2 separate regions of the Homo sapiens genome follow, and region 2 is linked to region 1. Evidence: chromatin loops called from intact Hi-C (ENCODE). Cell type or tissue: endothelial cell of umbilical vein. All regions are shown on one strand. Each heading gives the region's core, and the rest is flanking DNA. Links, peaks and the distances in the headings are about the cores only.

The links. A loop is a pair of places that touch in the nucleus more often than their neighbours do. Peaks named below come from ENCODE experiments on the same cell type or tissue, not always from the same donor. Only the 100,000 strongest peaks of a DNase experiment are listed, where the experiment ranks them.
Region 2: a loop joins it to region 1, with 11 times the contacts of the local background. A loop is called at or near these places in 1 of 110 quality-filtered maps.

What each region holds. Positions count from the first base shown.
Region 1 is chr19:11,033,009-11,038,376 of GRCh38, reverse strand. It overlaps SMARCA4 (SWI/SNF related BAF chromatin remodeling complex subunit ATPase 4), which reads right to left. Exons shown (of 35, transcript NM_003072.5): 26 at 4,860-5,087; 27 at 4,512-4,610; 28 at 4,177-4,254; 29 at 3,245-3,463. Among named protein-coding and RNA genes, the nearest start is that of LDLR, 54 kb to the left of the region's middle. RefSeq lists an enhancer at 1,993-2,152. In endothelial cell of umbilical vein, for the core only: a CTCF peak has its summit at 2,276 (motif pointing left); a DNase peak (open chromatin) is centred at 2,256.
Region 2 is chr19:11,165,620-11,170,937 of GRCh38, reverse strand. KANK2 (KN motif and ankyrin repeat domains 2) reads left to right here. Exons shown (of 13, transcript NM_001136191.3): 11 at 690-890; 12 at 972-1,061; 13 at 4,327-5,318. The coding sequence ends at 4,380. Among named protein-coding and RNA genes, the nearest start is that of SPC24, 12 kb to the right of the region's middle. RefSeq lists an enhancer at 4,192-4,692. In endothelial cell of umbilical vein, for the core only: no CTCF peak of the experiment used is centred there; a DNase peak (open chromatin) is centred at 2,127; H3K27ac peaks cover 2,167 bases.

The DNA of each region.
Region 1 (5,368 bases), core at 274-5,273:
TGGAACCTCGGAATGGGACCTTCTTTGCAAATGAGGTCTTTACTTTTGGGATTAAGTTTTAAAAATTGTTCTTAAAAGACACAGAAGGGGACACAGAGGAGAAGTCCCCATGAAGACAGAGGCAGAGATGGGGTGACGCTGCCCCAAGCCAGGAGGCTTCTGGAACCATCAGAAGCTGGAAAAGCCAAGGAAGGGTCCTCTCCTAGGGCCTCGAAAGGAACACAGCCCTGCCCACACCGTGGGTTCAGACTTCTGGCCCAGAATGCAGAGAAAATAGTTCTGTTGCTTTAGGCTGCCACAGTCATGGCCATGTCCGATGGCGGCCATAGGAGCATTTTGAAGGCTTTGAGTTCACTTGGCAACAGATGGCTGCCAGAAAAGTGGTGCCAATTCCACAGCCAACAGTAGTGGGGAGACAGTGTTTTGTATAATATTTTTCACAACTGTGAATTTGAATATACTGTGTAATAAGATGGGCTCAATGGGAAAAAATAGTCTCTTCAACAAATGCTGCTGGGACAACTGGATTTCCAGTTGGATGGATGAAGATGGACCCCTACCTCACATCATGTATAAAATTTAACTCAAAATGGATCTTACATGGATCTACATGGAAGAGATCAAATTATAACCCTCCTAGGAGAAAAGACAGGGGCAAGTCTTCGTGACCTTGGATAGGCGATGGTTTCTCAGATACAACACCAAGGCACAGGTGAAAAAGAAAAATCGACTGTAAGTACAATGAAACACTTCTGTGCTTCAACGGATATCACGGAAGCGAAAAGAGAATGTGCAGAATGGAACAAAATATTTACAAATGATATCTGATAAGGCACTTGTAAATAACTTACAATTCAATATTAAGATAAATATATTTTAAATTTGGGTAAAGGATGATGTGACTAGACATCTCTTTCTAGAGGATACACAAAGGGCCAAGAAGCATATGAACAGATACTCCACACCATTAGCCATCAGGGAAATGCAAATCCAACCACACTCAGATGGCACTTCATACGTGCTGGGATGGCTAGAATCAGCGGGCGAGGGAACAGCAAGGGTTGCTGAGGATGTAGAGAAAGAGGAATTCTCATACACAGCTGGTGGAACTGTGAACTGGCGTAGCCACCAAGGAAACCAGGCTGGGGTCCCTCAAAAGGTTAAATAGAGAACTAACATTGTTCCGGCAACTCTACGCCTAGGCACATATTAAAGAGAAATCAGATATTAAAGAGAAATCACATATTAAAGAGAAACGCGTGCACGCAAAAACGTGTACGTGAATGTTCACGGTAGTATTGTTTGTAATAGCCCGAAAGTGGATACAACCCAAGTGTCCATCAAGAATGGACAGAAAAACCGAATGTGACAAATCTGTACGAGGCAGGATTATTTCACCATCAAAGAATGCAACACACCTGCTGCATCATGGGTCAGCATGTTACATTGCGTGAAAAAAGCCTGACACCAAAGCATCCCACGCTGTAGGACTCCACTGACAGGAAACGCCCAGAACAGGTAAAACTATATGGACAGAAAGTACATCAGTGGTTGCCTGGGGCTGGGGAGAATCCATGAATTACCAGGAATGGCAAATCGGGGCAGGGCTTCTTTTGGGGGCGATGAGAATGTTCTAAAATGGACTGTGGTGAGAGATGCACAACTCTTGGATACACTGAAGATGATTGTATCATATACCCCAAAAGGGTGAACTGTATGGTATGTAAATTACACCTAGAAAAAAATGTACATAGAGCAGCCACGTATGAACTGATCTTAAATTTAAAAGGTACTCACTGCCTCAAATATGCAGGGCTGAGCTGGGCACCGTGGCTCATGCTCGTAATCCCAGCTACTCTGCAGGCCGAGGCGGGTGGATTGTTTGAGCCCAGGAGTTTGAGACCAGCCTGAGTGACACAGTGAGACCCCCACTTTACAAAAAATTTAAAATTAGCCAGGCGTGTTGGTGTGTACCTGTAGTCTGAACTACTCAGGAGGCTGAGGTGTGAGGATCACTTGAGCCCCCAGGAACTGGAGGCCAGCCTGGGTAACACAGCAAGACTTTGTCTTTATTAAAAAAGAAAAAAATGCAGGGCCGGTGACACTCATACAGCAGCCAAACAGCTCTGCTGTCACACAGGTCTGTGGCAGGGCTCACACTGTCTTTTCAGGGTTTCTCTTCTGGGTCCTGGAGCGCTGTGCTTGGGAGGCTGGCTGGGGAACAGGATGGCCTGTCTGTCACCTGGGCTCCTGGTGTGTTTCAACAGCGCCCTCTGGTGCACAGCTTGGCAGGCAAGCTCATGAGTCTGGGCTGCTGAGGTCCCAGGAGGGAACCGGGGCTGTTTGGCCACATGGGCTAGGCCACATGGCTCTTTCCTGGGTGTGGCACTTTGCATGGCATAGCCAAAAGCTGCCACCTGCCTTCTCGGAATTATTGCTTCAGGACATTTTTATGACACAACTTCAGGGATGGATTCTGAATCATCGTCTCTATAACTCAGAGCCCCTGAGCTGGGAAGGGGTCTGATCTGTCACCGTAACCCCAGTGAGGACATCAGTGCCAGGCATCTGTCACAGTGTGCCTTGGGCTGGGAAAGTTGGGTCGGGTGAAGCCCCAGGAGCACCGCACGACTGACTCAAAGACATCTGCAGCTGCTGTTGCAGGGCCAGCTGCCATCTGCTGAGAACGGGCCCTCACGTCAGCTCCACAAGCAACTGCCAGCCCCGTGCAGCACCTGCCAGGTTCAGAGGCCCTTGGGGGCTTGCCCTCTCCTCCCTCCCCATGACTGAGTCTCCCCAGCTCATGGGGGGGGACTTGCCCAAAGTGAGGCTGCCTGCAGCCAGCAGTGCAACGCTTTGCAGGGCGCCTCAATAGTCCATGATTCACCCTTGTGCCTCCCTCCTGGCAGGTACTGGGAAAGCCAGCAGTCCACTGAGATCAGCAACATGATTTTTAACCTCGGGAAGAGGTAAACCCTTTTACTTGAAAGACCAACCATAACCAGCAGCAGGTTTTGAGCTGCTCAGGAACCGTGGGTCCTTCTTGCATTCCAAGGCAGAGCCAAAAGGACCTGACCATCCCTGGCCCACATCGGAAGGCTCTCGGCTGCCTGCGGAGCCTGGCCAGGAGTGGCCCAAGGAAAGCATTTTGGACCCAGGCCTGAGTCCTGGCGGTGGGCCCTTTGTCTCCCCAGCCCTGCCTGGCGCTGGCCTGCGGCAGCTGCTGGGCCTCTCCAGCATGTACCTTGAGCCACTGCTTCTCCGTCAGTGAGTCGCTGTAGTCCACCTCCTTGCGGTGGCGGGAGCCACGGCCGAACATCTTCTCCTCCTCCTCCTCACAGGTCAGCCGCTCCACCTCCGCGTCGTCCTTGATGATCCACGAGGGGAGCTCGTCCTCCTCCATGAGGCGCGGCTTCCGCTTGGGGTTGCGGGCCTCCTCGCGCCTGCGGTCCAGGTCCATGCGCTGGTGGGCAGGGAGGCAACGGGAGAGGCATCAGCATGCAGGCACCAGGGGCACGCTAGAGCCAGAACACCGAGAGTTCAGAAGGGCCTTTCTCTGCCCGTGGGGCTCCACGCTGCTGCGAGAGTTAAACAGTAGCTCTCGATTTTTCAGTGGCTGACCTGGCCTGGCTCCGTCAGACCCTGACTAGAGGCTCTGCCTCAGGAGGCAGAGGAAACTCGAAAAGATGGAAGGTTGCACAAGAGGGCTGCAGACCCCAGCAGGGGGGCAGCAGCTGCGTGGCCCAGCGTTGGTGGAGGCATGAGGCCTGCGGGCCAAGGGGCCCCTGCTTGGGTGGCTTATTTCCTGTTTCCCACCCAGGGGCAAGGGGGCTCTGCGACTGAAGGCCTGGTCAGTCCCTTGGCCTTGGATAGGGCGAACTCCCTCTGAAAGGGAGTGCATGAAGCCCTGGAGAGCCCGTTAGAAAACAGAGCTGGTGGGGCAGGTCTCGGGTCACATGCAGAAGGCTGGGTGTGCATCTCGCCCTCCGATGCCATCCTCAGGAGACTGGGGGTGGAAGACGGGTCAGTCTGGAGGTGGGAGTGGGCTGCACTGTGAGCTGTCCCTGGCTCCCTGACCTGCTAGGGATACCACCATGGGCACTAGGACGTCTGCTTTGCTCCTGGTGGCAGCAGAGTGGGATGCCTGAACTGCCCCATCCAGCCTGCAGCGCTTACCATGAACAGATCAAACTCCTCCTCGTGCCGGGCGATCATCTGGTTGACGGTCTCGTCGTCGGGCACCTCGTCTTCCTCCTATAAGATTGCAAACTGTCAGTGCCGCTGAGGAGGGGCCGGGGTGGGCGGCGGCCGAGCTCAGAGGCGAGCGGCGGCGTCCGTGGGAATGAGCTGGTGGTCCCGGCACGGCTGCGGTGGATGGGGACCCACACGGCAGCGAAAGGCACACACACGCACACGCACACGCACGCTCCGTGGGACCAGGGCCCTTGCTGGCCGTCTCAGCCGAGAAGCCGAGGATTGAATGGGCATGGAGACTGAACTACCCCTCTCACCTTTAGAGGTGGCTCCTCCAAGTCGGGGTTGACGCCCGCTGGCGGAGGGGCAGTGTGGGCGAAGCTGGCACTGCCGCTGCCCGTGCTGCAGTGTCTGCTCTGTGGATAAATAGAGGACTTCAGTCTCCAGGGCTGTCAATCCGGCGTCTTTCACCAGCAGTTTAGAAAAAAAAACCACTTCAAAGAAAAAGCAAGTACTCATCCTCTTTCCGTTCAGCCCACACTCCCTTTACTCCAAAGGGATGCAAAAAAAATAAGAGTGCAAAAAAGGTAAAAAAACAAAAATGAAAGCCGCTCACGCGTCCACCATTCACGCTGGGGAGGGGTCGGGGCCGGTGCTGGGCTCACCTCATCCTGCTCCTCGTGCTCCAGGATGGCCTGCAGGAAGGCGCGCCGCTCATGGCTGGAGGACTTCTGGTCGAACATGCCGGCCTGGATCACCTTCTGGTCCACGTTGAGCTTGTACTTGGCTGCAGCTAGGATCTTCTCCTCCACGCTGTTGACGGTGCAGAGGCGGAGCACACGCACCTCGTTCTGCTGCCCGATGCGGTGGGCTCGGTCCTGCGCTTGCAGGTCCTGGGGGAAGAGGTGCCAGTCAGTCCCAAAGGAGCCCAGGAGGTCATAAAAGGGAAGGTGGCCTCTGACACTAGCTGGAGAGGTGTGCTGTGCGTGCCACCCTCGGCCTGACAATTCTGCCCAGCCTGACCTGCCGCCGCATGAAAACAGAGCTGGTGGAGCCTGGGCCGCCATGTGTCCCTCGGGGGAAGGGGACTCTCATCACGTTCCTCCAGAAGTGCCACCTTCTACCTTATTGGGACCCCACAGATATTCGGGAAGAAAGCACCAACCCCCCAGGG
Region 2 (5,318 bases), core at 1-5,000, 130 kb before region 1:
AGGCAGGAGAGTTGCTTGGACCCAGGAGGTGGAGGTTGCAGTGAGCCGAGATTGCGCCACTGCACTCCAGCCTGGTGACAGAGCGAGACGCCATCTCCAAAAAAAAATAATTAACCCTTTTAAAGGAACAATTAGCCTGGGCAACATGGCAAAACCCTATCTATACAAAAGATACAAAAATTAGCCAGGCATTGTGGCGCATGCCTGTAGTCTCAGCTACTCGGGAGGCTGAGGTGGGAGGATCACCTGAGCCTGGGGAGGTTGAGGCTGCAGTGAGCTGCGATCGTGCCACTGCACGCCAACCTGGGCAACAGAGCAAGACCCTGTCTCTAAAATAAAGCAAAACAAAACCAAAAGCACTACTGGCATGAAATACATTCACCCTGTTGTGCAACCAACACCTCCGTCTAGTTCCAGAACGTTCTCTTCACCCCCAAAGGAAACCTGTATCCATCATTTCCTCCGCCCCCGCTTCTCCCAGCCTCTGGCAACCACTCATCCGCTTTCTGTCTCTGTGGATTTATTACTCCCCTGGTGACGGGAGGGTTGTTTGAGATTCAGGAGGAGATCAGCAAGTTGAGGGTACATTTCACCATCAGAGTATGTGGGAGCTACAGCAGGTTCTAGACCAGGGGGTGTCCTGCCCTGGGGCCTGCATGAACCATAATCCTGTTCCTTGCCCTCCCCAGGCAGGACAGACGGCCCTGATGCTGGCCGTCAGCCACGGGCGGGTGGACGTTGTCAAAGCCCTGCTGGCCTGTGAGGCAGATGTCAACGTGCAAGATGATGACGGCTCCACGGCCCTCATGTGCGCCTGTGAGCACGGCCACAAGGAGATCGCGGGGCTGCTGCTGGCCGTGCCCAGCTGTGACATCTCACTCACAGATCGCGTGAGTCTCCAACCAGGTGCACCCCGGGGAGGGCGGGAGCACAGCATGGGGACGTCATTCATAGCACCGGATACTTTGCAGGATGGGAGCACAGCTCTGATGGTGGCCTTGGACGCAGGGCAGAGTGAGATTGCGTCCATGCTGTATTCCCGCATGAACATCAAGTGCTCGGTGAGTCTCAATCCGGCCGGGTAGGCACGGGATGGGTGGGTCTCTGAAAGGACAGAGATTTGTTGTTTTTGTTTTTGAGGCAGAGTCTCACTCTGTCGCCCAGGGTGGAGTGCGGTGGCACGATCTGGGCTCATTGCAACCTCCGCCTCCCGGCTTCAAGCCATTCTGCTGCCTCAGCCTCCTGAGTAGCTGGGATAACAGGTGTGCACCACCACACCCGGCTAATTTTTGTATTTTTAGTAGAGACGGGGTTTCACCATGATGGTCAGGCTGGTCTCAAACTCCTGACCTCGTGATCCACCTGCCTTAGCCTCCCAAAGTGCTGGGATTACAGGTATGAGCCACCATGCCTGGTCTTGTTTTTGTTTTCAGACTGGGTCTTACTCTGTCACCAAGGCTGGAGTGCAGTGGCACAATTAAAGCTCACTGCAAACTCCACTTCCTGGGCTCAAGTGATCCTTTCACCTCAGCCTCCTGAGTAGTTGGGACTACAGGCGCACGTCACCACACCTGGCTGAGTTTTTTTTGTTTTGTTTTTTGAGACAAAGTCTTGTTCTATCACCCAGGCTGGAGTACAGTGGCACAATCTTGGCTCACTGTAACCTGTATCTCCCAGGTTCGAGCAATTCTCCTGCCTCAGTCTCCAAAGTAGCTGGGATTACAGGTGCACACCACCATGCCCGGCTAATTTTTGTATTTTTAGTAGAGATGGGATTTCACTGTGTTGGCCAGGCTGGTCTTGAACTCCTGAGCTCAAGTGATCTGCCCGCCTCTGCCTCCCAAAGTGCTGGGATTACAGGCGTGAGCCACTGCACCCGGACATTTTTTAACATCTTTTGTAGAGACTGGGTCTCACTATGTTGCCCAGGCTGGTCTTGAATACCTGAGCTTAAGCCATGCTTCCTCTTCTGCCTCTGAAAGCGCTGGGATTACAGGGGTCAGCCACTGTGCCTGGCCAGAGGAGACGGATGTTTATGAAGAGCTGATTGTGCATGGGGTTCACGCTAAGGATAAAGTCAGAATATGGTCAGCTGCTTGCTGAACCTTCATAGTGCCCCAGTGAGGAAATTAGTCACAGAGAGGCTGCATGGTCATGGTTGGCATAACAGTATTCACGCCTGGGTCTGTCTGGTTCCAAATGCGTGTCTTAGTCACCATTCACTCATTTGAAAAATATTTATTGAGCGCCTGCTGCATGTTAGGCCCAGTTCTAGGTAGTCCCCAGTGGTCACAGCACTGATCAAAACAGAAAACAGTATCCACCCTTATGGAGTGAGCATTCTGGTAAGAGACACAATCAGGCTGGGCGCGGTGGCTCACGTCTGTAATCCCAGCACCTTGTGGGGCCGAGATGGAAGGATTGCTTGAACCCAAGAGTTCGAGACCAGCCTGGGCAACATAGGGAGATCCTGTCTCCCCCAAAAATACAGGTGCATGCCTGTACTCCCAGCTACTCGGGAGGCTGAGGCAGGAGGATCACCTGAACCCAGGAATTTGAGGCTGCAGTGAGCCATGGTTGCATCACTACATGGTGACAGAGTGCCGCCTTGTCTGGGAAAAAAAAAAAGAAAGAGGCCAGGCGTGGTGGCTCATGCCTGTAATCCCAGCACTTTGGGAGGCCAAGGTGGGCGGATGATTTGAGATAAGGGGTTCAAGACCAGGCTGGCCAACATGGTGAAACTCCATCTGTACTAAAAAAACAAAATATTAGCCGGGTGTGGTGGCGCATGCCTTTAATCTCAGCTATTCTGGAGGCTTAGGCGGGAGAATCACTTGAACCCAGGAGGTGGAGGTTGCAGTGAGCCAGAGATCATGACATTGGGCAACAAGAGCAAAACTCTGTCTCAAAGAAAAAAAAAAAAAAAAAAAAACAAGGACGTGGGATGGCGAGTGATGGGGAAGCTATTGGAGTCCCTCAGAGAAGAGATGACATTTGAGTCAACACCTGGAGAAGTTAGGGAGTGAATCACATGGTCTTCCGGGCAGCAGGAACAAGCAGTGCAAAGGCCCTGAGGCAGGGGTGTGTCTGACGTGTTTAAGGAGCATTCAGGCCAGACTCACTGGTTCACGCCTGTAATCCCAGCACTTTGGGATGCCATGGCGGGCAGATCACCTGAGGTCAGGAGTTCGAGACCAGCCTGGCCAACATGGTGAAGCCCTGTCTCTACTAAAAATACAAAAATTAGCTGGGTGTGGTGGTGGGCACCTGTAATCCCAGATACTCGGGAGGCTGAGGCATGAGAATTGCTTGAACCTGGGAGGCAGAGGTTGCAGTGAGCTGAGATCGCGCCACTGCACTCCAGCCTGGGTGACAGAGTGAGATTCCGCCTCAAAAAAAAAAAAAAATTAGCTGGGCCTGGTGGTGCATGCCTATAGTCCCAGCTACTCGGGAGGCTAAGGCAGGAGGATTGCTTGAGCCCAGATAGTCAAGGCTACTGTGAGCTATGATTGGACCACTATACTCCAGCCTGGCAACAGAGCAAGACCCTGTCTTTAAGCAAAAAAAAATCTAGGCCGGGCACGGTGGCTCACGCCTGTAATCTCAACACTTTGGGAGGCCAAGATGGGCGGATCACCTGAGGTCAGGAGTTTGAGACCAGACTGACCAACATGGAGAAACCCCATCTCTACTAAAAACGCAAAATTAGCCGGGCGTGGTGGCGCCTGCCTGTAATCCCAGCTACTAAGGAGGCTGAGGCAGGAGAATCACTTGAACCCAGGAGGCAGAGGTTGCAGTGAGCTGAGATCATGCCATTGCACTCCAGCCTAGGCAACAAGAGTGAAACTCTGTCTCAAAAAAAAGAAAAGAAAAAGCCAGGGTCCTCTCCAAAGCCCACCAGGCCCTGCACAACCACCCTCACCTTCCCCACTACTGTTTCTCTCCCCCTCTAGCCACACTGGCCTTATTGCCACACCCCTCTGCACTTATCCCAGGGCCTTTGCACGTGCTGTTTCCGCTGCCTGGAATGCTCTTCCCTGCTCGCTGGCTCCTTGATGCCGTTCACAGTCAGCTGAGAACTCACCCTCCCTGACCAGCCACTGTCCACCCTCATTCCTTTGCATCCCTCACCCCCGGTGAACATCCTCAACCACAGTCATGAGTTTGCTTCTTCAAGGCGGTGCCCCCAGATCGCCACCTCCTTGGGGCCAGGGGCCACGCCTCCCTCCTGCTTACCCATCATATCTACCAGGCCAGCCACCACGTTGGCGCCTCGGGGGATTGGAAAGGATCCCAAACAAAAAGAATTCTGCTTCTCTGTTTCAGTTTGCCCCAATGTCAGATGACGAGAGCCCTACATCATCCTCGGCAGAAGAGTAGCCGTGAGGGAGGCGGGGACCAGCCAGACCGGGAGCAAACCGTCCCTTGTCCCCGTCTCCTCCCTGTTCCCGTTCCTCCCTGGCCCACCCCACTCACACTCCCCAAGGCCCACGGCTCAAAGGCAAGCGAGCTCTCCCTCTGCTTCCCTGGGGGAGCCCCGACGGCCACAGGACTCCAGCTCCAAGTGGGTTTTCTTGGCTCCCCTGTTCAAAGTGGCCACAGCGCAGACCGAAGCAAAATTCTTGTATACATTGGCGCCAGGGCTGATGCTGGGGTGTGGGTTTTATGAAGAACATTGAGAACAATCAGCTGGTAATTATGGATGGAGGAAGAGGGAGAGGAAAAAAATATTGTATTTTTGAATCATTGTTGCAGGAGGGGGTGGGAATCTTAGGATTTGTTGCCAGATTTGAAAGTCACTGGAACTTGCATATTTTCATTTTAATCCTAAGTGTTATTACGCACCAGTTGGGGTTCACCCTTCATCCCCCACATTTAATTGTCTGATATAGAATAGTGTTGTGTCCACTGCCCCGCTAGACGGCTTTCTTAGGGGAATTTTCTTCTGGTTGTTTCACAAGACAGATTCTGTCCTTGTCACCCGGGACAGAAAACTCAGTCTTTTCACCCTCATTCAGATGAAGGGACTCAGGACAGGCTCTGTGACTTACAGGGACCCAATCAATTCACAATGAGAAATTACCGGCCAGGCGTGGTGACTCACGTCTGTAATCCCAGCACTTTGGGAGGGCAAGGCAAGAGCTTGAGCTTGAGCCTAGACGTTAAAGACCAGCCTGGGCAACACAGCAAGACCCATCTCTACAAGAAATTTAAAAACTAGCCAGGCGTGGTGGTGCGCGCCTGTAGTCCCAGCTACTTGGGAGGCTGAGCCCTGGAGGTCGAGGCTACAGTGAGCTATGATCACACCATTGCACTTC